2 separate regions of the Homo sapiens genome follow, and region 2 is linked to region 1. A link is a loop called in an ENCODE intact Hi-C map of the cell type or tissue named here. Cell type or tissue: Caco-2. All regions are shown on one strand. Each heading gives the region's core, and the rest is flanking DNA. Links, peaks and the distances in the headings are about the cores only.

Evidence for each region. Peaks named below come from ENCODE experiments on the same cell type or tissue, not always from the same donor. Only the 100,000 strongest peaks of a DNase experiment are listed, where the experiment ranks them.
Region 2: a loop joins it to region 1, with 11 times the contacts of the local background. A loop is called at or near these places in 1 of 110 quality-filtered maps.

What each region holds. Positions count from the first base shown.
Region 1 is chr15:38,590,002-38,597,810 of GRCh38, forward strand. No RefSeq gene overlaps it. Among named protein-coding and RNA genes, the nearest start is that of RASGRP1, 29 kb to the left of the region's middle. RefSeq lists an enhancer at 3,319-4,518. In Caco-2, for the core only: no CTCF peak of the experiment used is centred there; a DNase peak (open chromatin) is centred at 3,670.
Region 2 is chr15:38,426,152-38,433,960 of GRCh38, forward strand. No RefSeq gene overlaps it. Among named protein-coding and RNA genes, the nearest start is that of FAM98B, 24 kb to the right of the region's middle. In Caco-2, for the core only: no CTCF peak of the experiment used is centred there; DNase peaks (open chromatin) are centred at 3,780 and 4,150.

The DNA.
Region 1 (7,809 bases), core at 1,559-6,558:
CCGAGACGGGCAGATCACCTGAGGTCATAAGTTCAAGACCAGCCTGGCTAACATGGTGAAACCCTGTTTCTACTAAAAATACAAAAAATTAGCCAGGTGTGGTGGTGCACACCTGTAATCCCAGCTACTCAGGAGGCTGAGGCAGGAGAATCTCTTGAACCCGGGAGGTGGGGGTTGCAGTGAGCCGAGATCATGCCATTGCACTCCAGCTTGTGCAACAAGAGTGAAAGTCTGTCTCAAAAAAAAAAAAAAAAAAAAAGGTTACCAACATTTTCTATATCCTGGAAGTTATCCCCACTGCAACCCTTGTTCTGTGCTGCACCTGGTCTGGTGGTTTAGGGAGGCAAATGCCAGCTTGATCCCTAAGAATTTCAGTGTTGGCCTTGGATATCTCACCTTTGTTTTTTAATCTGAGACTTGGAAATATGAACCGAAAATATACTTATATTTTTACTATGAATATAAATGTCAAATATCTTCTGAATTTAATAGCTTGTTTTGTCAAGAAAACAAAATCATAAGAATGTTGATCATAAATATAGCGGATTTCTGGAGGGGCTGGCTGATCTCAGAGGTCTACTGCCTCTCTCCTTCCATCTTCTCTGAAGCTGCCTCAGCCAGGACACCCCTAAACTAGTTCCAAAAAGGGTATGGCCTGGAAAGGGATCAGGGTCCATCTTTGCTTAATTTTGACTGAGCTCTATGCTCTTCAATTAGATAAGTGACACAGTAAAATGTCACTAATCCACACTCAGTAGTTTTAGAGATTAGTAATTCCAGAGGTATGAGATGAAGCTTCTGTTTTTTAAATATATGTATGAAGAAAGGGTTTATTAAGCCTAAGCATATGATTGTGGGAGCAAATTGTTAACCTGCTAAGAAGAAGACTACCTTTGAAGATTCACATAACTTTTAAAATGCTGGGGCTGGGTACTAATTACAGATAAGTTTAGCAAAGTAGATGGGTAGCATTCTAAAAGAATCTTCAATTAATGTATGTCCTGTGAAGTTGAGAAATAAGAATACCAATACAAAATTCTGTATCCTTAAAGATATTCTATAAGTCAGACTTTAAAAACAAACAAACAAACAAAAATACCTGGCACTGGGCTTCTTTATACCAATTGGCCCAAACTTGAGAAATTTAACTAGATATCATAAGATTGTGAGGCTTGGGGTGACTGATTGGACCACAACTTTTTGAGTGCAATCTAAGAACCATTGGGATTTAGGTGTGTTGTTCTCATGTGTGGGTCTGTTTATGAGCATGTGTTTTTATGTGTTCGTAAGTGTGTGCATGTGTGCAGGTGTATGCGCTATGATATGAAGGAAGATGTTTTTCAGACCCCCAAATTCCAGCAACCAGTTTGAAGACCACACAGAGGAAGGAGATCAGTGTGAGAATACAGCTTCTTCATCTTCCCATCCCATGACTTCCCCCTGCACTCTTCAAATAATCAATGATCTCCACACTTTGGCCCACTCCAAAACCCTAACCCTGAATTCCTCAGGGAGATGGATTTGAGGTTTCTTCTCATCTCCTTGTAAACTAAAAATAAAATTCGAAGCCCCCCAACCATCTGGATGGACCCCTCCACTCGGCCACTGGAGTTCTGAAATTAACCTGAAAAACCAGTTCCCGCTGTGATGGGAAGGGGAAGCTGGACATGTCTCATTCTACCCTCCTCCCTTTTGGAATGATGAATAGAGCAGACTTTAAGTCTGATAAGAAACATTGACGATCTATTCTCTCTGCAGTCTGCTACCTGGAGGTTTCCTCTGAATAATGGGAACCATGGTCTCCACAACCCCTTATCTTAACCTGGACATTCCCTTCTATTGATTCTAGGTATTTAGACAATAACTTAACACTTTCAACCAAATGCCAATTAGAAAATCTTTGAATCCACCTCTGACTTGGAAGTTGCCCCCCAACTTCTGGTTGTCCTGCCTTTCCGGGCCAAACCAACGTACATCTTACATGTATTGATTGACGTCTTATGTCTCCCTAAAATGTATAAAGCCAAGTTGTAGTCTGACTACACTGGACACATGTTCTCAGGATCTTCTGAGGGCTGTGTCACCGGCCATTGGTCACCCATATTTGGCTCAGAATAAATCTCTTCATATATTTTACAGAGTTTGACTCTTTTTGTCAACATCCTTATTTGGTGACCCTAAGATTAAATCTCTTTCTCTGCTGTGACCTAGTGTCTCGGCATATTGACTTGCCACATGCATCAGGCAATGAACCTTCTACTGTTACAGAAGGCAGAGAAAGTGGAAGCAGAAAGCAGAATGAAAGGTTCCGGGGTGTCTATTCCAATTCTTGGTGACAAACTGGACTTGACACCTGCTGGATAGGGGTTGATGGCCAGAAATGGATGGAACCATTTAAGAAAGACTGTGCAGCTCTGAGTATGAGCATGGCTGTTTTAAGATCAAGAAAAAATGTGGCTCACAGTTATCTGTTTTTGTCAAAACCCCAGCAGAATTCTGATGTACTAGGAATGGAAGCACTGGGGCATCCAGACGTGGCAGCGTAGCATGGATGTCTTGCTGTGGCAGTGAAGAGGTCATGCAGGAGAGAAAGAATGGGTGATGCCATAGGGCAATGGCAGACCATTATCAGCACAGTGATGTCCCTTTAGAGACTGCCAGACTGCCAGGACACAATGATGTCCCTTTAGAGACTGTTCTATGACACAGATGGAGATGTTAGAGGCAAAACAAATACACCTGCATGTGTCTGTGTTCCTGTGTTCCACTTAGCAATATATTATGAACATTTTTTCCATACAAGTACTTTTCATCTGTAATATAGGAGACCTCCCAGTTTTCCATGTTTGGGGATGTAAGATTTATTCAGGCGGGTGGATCACGAGGTCAGATTGAGACCATCCTGGCTAACCCAGTGAAGCCCCGTCTCTACTAAAAATACAAAAAAATTAGCCGGGAAAGGTGGCGGGCGCCTGTAGTCCCAGCTACTTGGGAGGCTGAGGCAGGAGAATGGCGTGAACCTGGGAGGCAGAGCTTGCAGTGAGCCAAGATCGCGCCATTGCACTCCAGCCTGGGCGATAGAGTGAGACTCCATCTCAAAAAAAAAAAAAAAAAAAAAAAAAAGATTTATTCAACTACTCCTCTTTCTTGCTGGTGCTTCCATTATTTTTTTCTCTACTGTAAAGCATTGTGTGATGAACATTCTTGAAACATTCACAAATCCATAATTATTTTCTTAGGACTAACTTACCTGAAAGTGGAATTGTTGGATCTAAAGAGGACAGGAATTATTCTGAGGCTTTTGAAGTGTAAAGGACAGTTTCCTTATATGTAAAATGAAAGGGTAAGATTAAAGTGGGTAGCTTTCAAGACTTTTTTTTCCCCTTTTTGTCAGTAGACTCTTCTAGCAGAAACTTCTGCAGAAACCCAGGAAATAAATGGATCAGAGGTGAACACACTCTGGTGGAGTGGGGCTGGGCCCGTTTTCTTCTGCCTTCCCTCCCTTTCTGCTGCCAGGGGCTCTAAGGGACATCCAGGTCTCAGAGGCACATAGTTTGCAAATCACAGGGCAAGGTGACCTTACATTCTTTTCCACCTGTGTTTGCTATCAGTCACTTTTACTGAACTGCTGGCCGTCTAGACAGGTCTGGCCACTGGGTCCTTTGGAGATCCCTATCACTGGATCCCTGCCACTGCCCCTTCCTAAGTGGTCAGTAAGTACTTGTTAATCTTAGATAGCAGCCATTTGACAACACATCAAAAGCAGGAGGGCTCCAGTGGGTAAACTTGAAACGGAAGAAACTGGACCACACCCAGTGGTGGGAGATGACCCAGGAGCCTGGACATGGCGATGAATTTCGGGAATTTTTATGACTCAGAACTTGGGGAATGTAGACATTATGTAATTAAAAAATGTAATTTAAAATATATGGGTAGTTTTGAGAATATGAAAGCTCTTCTTTTTGTAGATGAGAAAATGGAAACAAGACAAGGTAAAGGACTCACCCCAGGTCACACAGTAACTTAGTGGCATCATCAGGCATCATGACAACTACAAAACGCTCTTTTGCTTTTACAATTTTGAATATTTCCCTGCTTTCTCTAAAGAGAAAAGGATGGGGGGCGGACGAATGAGAAACTAACACTTAAAACATAAATTATGTGCCAGACAATGATCTAGATGCCTTCCTTATACTTATTTTTTTAACCCTGTTAAGATGGGAGCCTTGTGCTGTCTGGCACACAAGAACTTTGCCTCAGAAGTTCAGTCCTGGGTCCACAGGCACCCAGCAGTGATTGACAATGCTGTGATTTGGAATCCATCTCTGACTCCAAAGAACATCCTTTCCCAACTTAGTTCTGTTTTATTAACGTAGAAAGGTACCTAATGCCTAAATGTTAGAAAGCAAAGAAATCTGGGAAGTAACTTTAAGTAAATGATGCTGAACAAGAACCAAAACCTGTCAACAGACAAGTCTTTAAATAGGATAGGGACATTAGTTTGATTCAGACACATCAATGTAGGAAAAAAATATGACCCCAAACCCTGCCCAGAGCATGTCCTTGGAGGTCCTTTCTTGGCATGAAAGTTGGTGCTATAGGAAATGGTGTAAGATGTAAAGAGAAACCCTCTTCCTTCCTCAAGTCATATTCCTCAGGAAATACCATCTAGTGTCCAGTATTCTAAAGTCTTTGACTGGGAAACCCAGGACACTTTTCACAAGAATGTGAAGTTTAGGTCCACATCTCCAGAGTCATTTGGAAGATGTGGGCACCCATAGAGCAGGCCTGGGAATATAATCTTTAGGGAGCTAAGGAGATGTGAGAAATGAGGATATGTGCGTTGGTACCTTGAGTTCGAACTCTAGCACCAAACTTCATCCAATCCAAATCTGCAGAAGGAGGTTTTGACATGATTTGGGAGTGGGAGGGGGATTCTAGGCCTTGTCCACCAAGATTAAACTTCTTTTTGCAGTTCATAACACTACAGACCGAACGAACGGGCAGTAGGTATAAGGCTATTAGGATCATTAAGAGTTTACTGATGGAATTGGGCTTCCCTTGCACAAAGTTGTATGACTCATGAAGTCCATTGCAATGCAGCACAAGAGCCCATGGTTTCATGAGTGAAGCAGCCTTCACAGTCTCTCTCCTAAAACTGAATGTGGCTGGACCTCTGCAATGCTTTGTCACTTCTCTAACTAGTGGATACCAAAACTGCTTCCCTTTGCCCAGATCATATAAAAGTAGCTTTTTATTCCTGGAAACTACAAGCTGCCACACCAGTCTGGGGTACCCTTCATTGCCTCCCTACACTCACACCTGCCCCAAGCCCAGGCCCTGTCGGTGGCCTTCCTGATGTCCCCTGTGTTGTCTTTCCCTATGCTCAGTGCATTGATCTTTTCCCTCCTCTGTGATGCCATTGAGAGTGTCACTAGCTGCTCTCTCATATTGTTCTCGTTTTTCTTGTGTGTTAATCCCATTGAACCTAAAACCCATACATTTCTTGAAATTAGGGAAGGGATGAGGTGATGCATTTGACTAACATCAGTGTAGTAAATCTGACAGAATGAGTACCTGGGAATCAGACTTTGAAGTCAGATGGTCTGAGTTTGAATGTAGACTCTGCCTTGGTCAAGTTGCTTAACCCATCTGTGCTTCAGTGTCCTCATCTATAAGATGAGCATGATATGTCCCAGAGATTCTGGTATGTTGTGTCTTTGTTCTCGTTGGTTTCAAAGAACGTCTTTATTTCTGCCTTCATTTCATTATGTACCCAGTAGTCATTCAGGAGCAGGTTGTTCAGTTTCCATGTAGTTGAACGGTTTTGAGTGAGTTTCTTAATCCTGAGTTCTAGTTTGATTGCACTGTGGTCTGAGAGACAGTTTGTTATAATTTCTGTTCTTTTACATTTGCTGAGGAGAGCTTTACTTCCAACTATGTGGTCAGTTTTGGAATAAGTGCGGTGTGGTGCTGAGAAGAATGTATATTCTGTTGATTTGGGATGGAGAGTTATGCAAATGTCTATTAGGTCCACTTGGTGCAGAGCTGAGTTCAATTCCTGGCTATCCTTGTTAACTTTCTATCTCCTTGATCTGTCTAATGTTGACAGTGGGGTGTTAAAGTCTCCCATTATTATTGTGTGGGAGTCTAAGTCTCTTTGTAGGTCTCTAAGGACTTGCTTTATGAATCTGGGTGCTCCTGTATTGGGTGCATATATATTTAAGATAGTTAGCTCTTCTTGCTGAATTGATCCCTTTACCATTATGTAATGGCCTTCTTTGTCTCTTTTGATCTTTGTTGGTTTAAAATCTGTTTTATCAGAGACTAGGATTGCAACCCCTGCCTTTTTTTGTTTTCCATTTGCTTGGTAGATCTTCCTCCACCCCTTTATTTTGAGCCTATGTGTGTCTCTGCACCTGAGATGGGAAACTAGTTCAACCATTGTGGAAGTCAGTGTGGCGATTCCTCAGGGATCTAGAACTAGGAATACCATTTGACCCAGCCATCCCATTACTGGGTATATACCTAAAGGATTATAATTCATGCTGCTATAAAGACACATGCACACATGTTTATTGCGGCACTATTCACAATAGCAAAGACTTGCAACCAACCCAAATGTCCAACAATGATAGACTGGATTAAGAAAATGTGGCACATATACACCATGGAATACTATGCAGCCATAAAAAATGATGAGTTCATGTCCTTTGTAGGGACATGGATGAAGCTGGAAATCATCATTCTCAGCAAACTATCGCAAGGACAAAAAACCAAACACTGCATGTTCTCACTCATAGGTGGGAATTGAACAATGAGAACACATGGACACAGGAAGGGGAACATCACACACCGGGGCCTGTTGTTGGGTGGGGGGAGGGGGGAGGGATAGCATTAGGAGATATACCTAATGTAAATGACAAGTTAATGGGTGCAGCACTCCAGCATGGCATATGTATACATATGTAACAAACCTACACGTTGTGTACATGTACCCTAAAACTTAAAGTAAAATAAAAAAAAAATAAAAAAAAAAGATGAGCATGATAATGGTTCCTACCCCACAGAGTATTAATTAAACTAGATAACTCATCTAAAGTGCCTACCACATTATACATCCTCCAAAATGTCAGCTGCTATTATTATCCTCACAGTCAGACGCTGTGGTAGGCCATTTTCATTCATGGTCTCATCTATTCATCACAAGAGTTCGGTGGGCAGTGTAGGAGACAGCATTGGGTGCCTACACACCAGCCAGCTACTGCTCCATCCCTGTTGGCAGAGTCCTGCTCTCGTTTAGGTATTTGTCTTCTTCCCTATCCCCTGGTCGACATGGAAGGTGATTCTCTCCTCAGCCCAGGGGAAAGTACTGAATAGTCTAAGCCAATCATGTAACCTCTTACCAGTGATTGGTTCAGAGGTGGTCATGTGACATAGTATCAGCTAATGAAGTAGGAGGAGAAGCTTGGTCTGGTACCTGGTTGGGAAGCAGGGAAGGTTTCCTCACTGATACAAATGAGGCATGCAGGAAGACATCCTTCTTCCTTCCCCTGGACCTTGCGGTGTTTGGACATTTGCCTGGAATTGCCATGCTGTAAAGGAAGCCAACACAGAGGGAGAGGGGTAGAGCCTAGAGAACAGATGCAGGCCCCAATTACCTGGCATACCTGTGCTCATACTTGAGCACTTTCTGTTATGTAAAATGGGATGTCCCATGATTGTGTTAAAGCTCTTGAGTCATGCTTTTTCTGTAACTTACAGTCCCCACAAAAGCATCCTAACCAATGTAGTTAATTATTTTGCTCC
Region 2 (7,809 bases), core at 1,278-6,277, 160 kb before region 1:
AATACAAAAATTAGCCGGATGCGGTGGCACGTGCCTGTAATCCCAGCTACTCAGGAGGCTGAGGCAGGAGAATTGCTTGAATCCAGGAGGCGGAGGTTGCAGTGAGCCAGGATCAGGCCACGGCACTCCAGCCTGGGAGACAGAGCAAGACTCTGTCTCAAAAAAAAAAAAAAAAGATATACATTCTAATGTTTGATAGCAAAGTAAGGTGACTATAGTTAGCAACAATGTATTGTATATTTCAAAATGGCTAGAAAAGAGGACTTGAAATGTTCCCAACACATAGAAATAATAAATACTCAAGGTGATGGACACCCCAGATACCCTGACTGGATCATTACACATTCTGTGCATATGAAAAAATATCACACATACTGCATAAATATGTGTAATATGTATCAGTAAAAAAACCAGGCCTGGGCAGGTGAATCACTGGCATAGGTAATAAGGATGATACCACCCAGTGAGTGGCCTGGCAGCTGGAATAGTTGTTTAGACTGGAAAATACCTAGGAGCCTAAATCTTAAAGTGCAGAGAGGATGACGTGAAAGGCATAATGAAGATCTGCACTCTAAATGGTGGCTCGGTGGCACAGTGGGTGTTGGATGCCATAAAAGGTACTTGTGATGACTCATTGGTGAGAAAAATAGATACACAGAATATTTAGAGGAGAATTGGAAAGACTGGATTGAAATTCAAGGTCCCTCACTAAGTCTCCTTGTCCTTTCCCTCCCCCATGCTTTTGGAACATGTTCTTAAAATTTATTATATTTTATTTTATTGACTGATTTATTTTTCAGAGACAAGTTCTTACTCTGTCACTCAGGCTGGAGTGCGTGGTGCAATCATGGGTTACTACAGCCTTGAACTCCTGGGCTCAAGAAATCCTCCCATCTCAGCCTCTCAAGTAGCTGAGATTATAGGCACACACCATCATGCCTTAAAATTATTATTTTAAATGTACAATTCAAAGGGGGAAGTTCTCAGATCTATGTGCTATTGCTCAGACTGAAAATATATGCAAATATTTAGTACAAGAGTTTTTTCCAAACTTTACTTTTTATTTAGTCATCTAAAGAACTTTAAAATATACAGATTCCTAGACCCCATCCCCTCCACTGGATCAGAATCTCTGAGGATGGAGCCTGGAAGTGCCTGTCTAGAAAGCCCTCCAGGTGGTTCTGACATCCCTGCTTCTGGGCCAGCTGTGAGTGAAGTCAGTCAAACCCCTGTGTTTTTGCATTCTTAATTAAATAACATGGAAAAGCTAGGACCCAAAATACAACTGGAATGATTCCTTGCAGCAGCAGTTCTCAAAAAATGATTGTTGAATGAGAAATCTTTGCTCAAAGAAATGTTAGCCTGATCTGTAAACTGTGAGGCCAACAAGAGGATCAACCTGAATTACTCCAGCAGGTGGTGGTATGGGATGTAGAGGTAGGGGTGAGGTTAGCTGCATCCTGCCTTTGGCTGAGAGGCTCACTCACACTTCTGTCACCTTTTGTGTAAAGAATAGCAGCAGGATCCAGCATTCTCCATTCTCTTCTCCAGTCAGAAACATTGAATTGCCAAATATATTTTCCTGAAAATCTCTCTCTCTCGTCTCTCTCTCTCTTCATCTCTTTTGAGACTGGCTCTAGCTATATAACCCAGGCTGGTCACAAACTTCTGGCCTCAAGCAATCCTCCCACCTCAGCCTCCTGAGTACCTGAGTAGCTGGAATTACAACCACAAGCCACCATGCCTGACTAAAAACCTCTTTTTGTCTTGATATTCCTCTAATCAGAAATCTGCATTGGCACTTTAGTTCCTACCAGATAAAATAGAAATCTGGAGGTCTGGTGTTTCAAGACTGGTCTCAATCTACATTTCCAAACTTATATTCCATTCCTCTCCCTTTTGGAGGTCTTCTCCTGGCCCGAGCTGTCCTGGTTACTCTTTCCATAATTGTTTTCAACTTCCTTACCTTAACCCCTTTCTGGAATGTCTTCTTTCTCACCCAGGTTGAAATTTTACTCTTCAGTCAAAGCCCCACTCCCTTCCTGTGCCTTGGTGGAAGAGTTTTCTCCACTGCTGCTGGTCTGTAATGGCCTCTCCTGCCTCTGAGGTGCTATTAAGACTGACTGCCTATGTTACTTTTGGCCTTGACTATAACTAGTAACTATAGCTTTGAAAACAGGATGATATTGGATTATTATTTATTTTCCCCTCAGGGTATATAGTTCAGCACCTTGTACAAAATATGCATTCAACAAACAGAAGTCAATTTATTGAATATTAGATGTTATTTATTAGTTACTTAGAAATATAACCTCATATAAATGTCAAGAGTATGGGGGTTTGAATGGTAATTCTTCTACATCAAAGCATGGCATAGTAGGTACTGTGAAATGCACCCTGCTCTCCCCCATTGAATATGTATGCACACACACACACACACACACATACAAACACACACACACACACACACACACACACACAAGCTTATCTTTGGAGTTCAGGTGAGAGCATCTTAACCTCAGAAAACGTTATCAGGCTTGTATTAGTCAAGAGTAACTCCTAAAAGTAGCTTGAACAAAGTAGCTTTAAAAAACAGGAGCGTATTAGCCTCTGTGATGGGCAATTCAAGAGATGGATTTTTTAGGCAGAGCTAGATTGAGGGGTTCCAGTGTGCCCCAGCTCTGCTTTAATCCATGTTGATTTAATTCTCAGGCAAATTCTTTCCACGCGATGATGGAATAACTCCAAGTTCAAGTCCTTACAATGGGAGATCCCAGAGAACAGAGAGCATCTCTTTCCAATACCATAGAGACCTGCTCTATGAGTGACCACTGCTTTCTTATTGATGATGTCCCTGGAACTATTCTGCTACATCCATGTATTACAGGGGACACCCCGTGGCAATCCTAATCCCTAGTTAATCCCCACTTTCCTAATCCTACTTCAGAAGCAGCCTCCAATCCAGAACCGATGTTCAGTTCCTGGATCCTGCTCAAAATCCTTCAGTGAAACACACACTGTACAGAAGACGTTTCCTGCTCCTTCTTGTTGAGTGGTCTGCCACAGTGCTTCTGCCATGTGCTCCCTCACTGAAAATCAATACATCTGATTTTGTCAGATTATACATTGTGCCCAGTGGTCTTTGGCTAATTAAGCTTTAACAGGGAAAGAGGAGAAATGAGCTGCTATATATTGCTTTTACCCTAAATTAGTCCCTAGAGGATGTTTTCTGATCATATTTTTTTCCTGTGTCCTTGACTTCCTTAAGCAGCGCCTGTTCATTTTCACTGGAAATGTTCCAAATGGATCAGAATAATTTTGACATTGTGTCACCAGGGACATCCTCCTTTTAATATCTAGCATCACACAAAAACAAACATTGCATTAGTCCTGAAAGAGTTCTGACTCTACATAATTAATTTTCAACACAAAACTAATATAAATAGGAATGTGGAAAAAATAGGTATTAAAGGTAAAATGGAGGCTGGGCACAGTGGATCATGTCTGTAATCCCAACACTTTGGGAGGCTGAGGCAGGAAGATCACTCGGGCCCATGAGTTCAAGACCAGCCTGAGCAACATGGTGAGACCTCATTTCTACAAAAACATACAAAAATTAGCCAGATGTGGTGTGTGTGCCTGTACTCCCAACTAATCAGGAGGCTGAGGTGGGAGGATCACATGAGCCTGGGACGTTGAGGCTGCAGTGAGCCATGATGTGGGTTTGAATGGTAATTCTTCTACATTAAAGCATGGCATGGTAGGTACTGTGAAATGCACCCTGCTCTCCGCCATTGAATATGTATGCACACACACACAGCCTGGGTGGTAGAGCAAGACCTTATCTCAAAAAAAAAATTTAAAGATAAGATGGAAATGGAAATATGACAGATCAAGATAGTGACTGCTTGTAGCCCAATGTAAACTTATCTGTTTGAATTTCTTCTCTTTAGAAGCTTATTTCTATACCATTAAGTTCATGTTATCTGTGCTGCTTAACAAACCTATTTGCCAACTTCAAATAACTATTTCACCAACCTCGTGGATTCTTTGGGTCAAGAATTCAGAAAGGATACAGTGGGGATGGCTTATCTCCTTTTGGTATATCTGGGACCTCAGCTGACAATGACACAAACACTGGGAGTGATGATGGCTGGGAGCAAATGTCAGCTGGAGGTTTTGTCTTTCACATGTCTGGCAGTCGATGCTTGCTGTGTGCTGGGACATCAGTTGTAGCTGTAGGCCAGAACACCTACCTAGGACCCATTCAGGGGGATTGTACTTCCCGCTAGTATCATGGCCTCAGAATTTTCTTACATGGCAGATCAGAGCACCAAAGGCCAGTGTCTCAAAAGGACCACTTGGGAAGAGTGTTGCCTTTGATACTTAGCCTGCAGTACAGCATCACTTCCACTGTGCTCTAGTGGGCTACCAGTCACATGCCTTCCCACATTTGAGGGGAAGGTACATGGGCCCTACCTGTCCATGGAGGAAGTGCCAAAGAATTTATGAACATGTTTTAAAACTGTCACAAATAATGATTCCTCCCCCTGTCTCTTTCTCTCTTTCCTTTTCCCTTTCTCTCTCTCTGTCTTTATATGTATCCAGTGATATCTATCATGTATTTATGTAGTGGTATACATTCAGGGATTCTTTCTGGAACTCATTTCTTGCTCTCAAGACATACCATACGTATTTTCAGTAATTTTACATTTGGAGTAAACTCAATTCAACTTAATTGGATTCAACTAAAGCTGAAATTTACTGAGAAAAGTATTCTGTGAAAGGGTTGAGTTCAATCCATAGTAACTTTAACTGGGGATTGAAAAATAGAAGTTTTGTCCTGTAGGGCAATCTGAGTACAGTCGTCCTTCGGTATGTGAGGAATTTGTTCTATGTCACCTACCTCACCCCACCTTGGATGCCAAATACTTAAAATTATCTCTAGATTACTTATGATACCTAATACAATGTAAATGCTGTGTAAATAGTTGTTATACTGTATTTTTATTGTGATATTGTGAATTTTTTTTTCTAATGTGTTCAATCTGAGGTTGGTTGAATCCCCAGATGTGGAACCTGAGGATATGAGTGTAATGGCATGGCTTCCATTGTGAGCCACTGCAATGCATTTTTGTTTGAGTTTTGGGGTGGAGGCTAGGGAAAAATACAGTTGATCTTTGCTGTTAGAAAAGTACTGATTATACTGATTAAAAAGAAAAAGCCATCCCTCACCTGTTAGTGACTACCAATTTGACCTAATAGTCTCTGGACAGTGAGAGTAGATTATTCAAGGTTGGGACCAGTTAATGAGTGGTTTCAGGCTTAAATTACACAAAAAATAAAAGCAGAAAAAAAAAAACTAGATTCTGGCACCGATAAATCAGATTAATTTATTCTGGTAGTCCAAGTGTATTTAAAATATCAATAAATGTAAAAAAGAAATAGTCAGGTTCCCAGGGGAGTGTTTTTCTGGAAGAACCCACTTTAGTGTCAAAATTTTACTGGTCTTCATCCAAAACATTTGAAAGCAGGGAGGGATTTTGAATCCTAGGCATAAGGATAAGCAGTTTGCTGGAGTGAAAAATGACAGATTCTTGTTTTTACAAAGATCACCAAATAATTTGCTTCTGGGAAAACAGAATTGATCAGATATAATATTTGTTTTCCTTGTTAATTATTTGTTAGTGTTGCTCACAAGATAGGCATCCCAATTCACCAAAGCCCCTAGTGGGATGGCTGTCATACAACAGTGTCTGTGAAGATCTTCTGTGTTTGAACCAATGCAGGAGAAAATATTATCCTCCATAAAAGGTAGCTTTGAGATTTTGAACCCAAACAGTTTACGTGCAGTAAGGTGTACAGTCTGCCACAAATACTTTATATTTGATCATCACTATCTTCTTTGTCATAAATGCTTGAAACTAATAAAATATGAAGTCAATGTTAATGAATTAGCATTTAGCATTTTATGGCTGTGGGTTACCATGCCTACCACTTAAAATAAGTCTGTGTTCCTAGCATTATATATGGATCAAGAAAAGGGAATGTTTGTGGTTTGAACTGGATAAAAATGAATGCAAAGTTGGTTAATGAGTTATTGCTTGTGAAATAAAACAGCAAAGACTACTTCTAACTATATGATAACTTTTTTGTAATGCCTTCAGAGAAACATCAGGTAATGCTATTAACAATTGCCTATTTAATGTTTACTCATATAAGGGCTGCCTTCATGTATAAATACATACATATATCCTATATTTGCACTCAAATTTAACATCAAAGAGTATGATACTGCTAAGGTGAACCTTTGCTGTTTGGGTTGCCCAACATTTATTCCCCTTCCTGTCAGTAACAACAGTTCCCCTGTTGTTTGGGGATCCCTTTCTACCTCCAAGTACTCAGAGGATACTAATTCTACTGTCAGATTCAGGACTGGGTCTTGATAGGCTTCAATCAATGAGCACAGCCTCTCCTTCTGGCCACAGTGTTAGTACAAGAATAAGCACAGATCTGGTTTGGACCCAAGACAAGTAAGATGTGACTGAAGTCTCTTTCCAGACACTTTTCTTTTTCTGAGAGCATCATCATCAGAACTCCTTTGTGATATAAAGATGCATAAAACCAGGAAGTCTACATCAGGGGCGTTAGAGCTGAGAGGGTTTCAGAGAAATAGAGCCAAGGCCTTGTGAAGAGTCTCTGGATCAAACCATTCCTAAAACCAGAAATATTCTTCCACTATGAATTTACATGAGCCAACACATTCCTATTTTAGCTTCAGTCAATTCAGACTGGGGTTTCTGTTAGTTGTGGCAATAAGAGTCCTAAGTGTGACATAGACTAAAGTGTTCAGTAAAAGAAAGAGCAAAATATTTAGCTGAATTGATCACCTTATTTACATATAAATGTCCATAAGATAGAATTTGTAATATTTCAATATAATGTTACATAAGGTGGCTTTTCTTCCTCCCATCCCCCTGTCCTGGTTCCTGGTGAGAATGAAATAAGGAAATGAGTTATCGAGGGAATATTGGAACATTCTTATTTTACCTTTTGAGGAAGATTCTAGTGTTTTAAGTGATTCTAGCGAAATCAGAGGAAACTTTCTCCTTTTCAGGTTATCACCTCTGACAGTCTGACAGAGAAGGAGGCACATTAAGAAGAATAATGAGGTCCAGCCCAGGCTTAGCAGAATAGGTGAAGCTCTATTACTATAAAAATCTAAGGTGCACAAGGTGGAGAATGATGGCTGTCATGCTATGCCTGTGTTACATACATTATTTTTAAAAACAGCTTTTTGAAGTATAATTGACATATCATAAATGGCACTTATTAAAGTATGCGATATGATAAATTTTGGCATATTTATACACATGTGCATTCATCACTGCAATCAAGATAGTGAACACATCAATCACTTCCAAATGTTTCCTTCTGCTGCTCTGTAATCTTCCCTCTTACTTGACCTTGACAGCCTCTGCCCCCTACCTGTCTCCAGGCAACCACTGATTTGCTTTCTGTCACTGTAGGTTACCTTATTTTTCTATAATTTTTTTAATCTAAAATTTTATTTTAGATTCAGGGGTATATGTGCTTGTTTGTTACATGAGTATAACTTGTACAATGGGTGGGGGGTGGGCCTCTAGTGTACCCATCATGCAAATATTGGACATTGTACCCAGTAGGCAATTTTCATCCCTCACGCCCCTCCCTCCTCCCTCCTCCCTCCTTTAATAGTCCGAGTGTCTATTGTTCCCATCATTTTTTTCATTTCTTTTTTTTTCTTACCCCACCAGGAGTGAAAAAAAT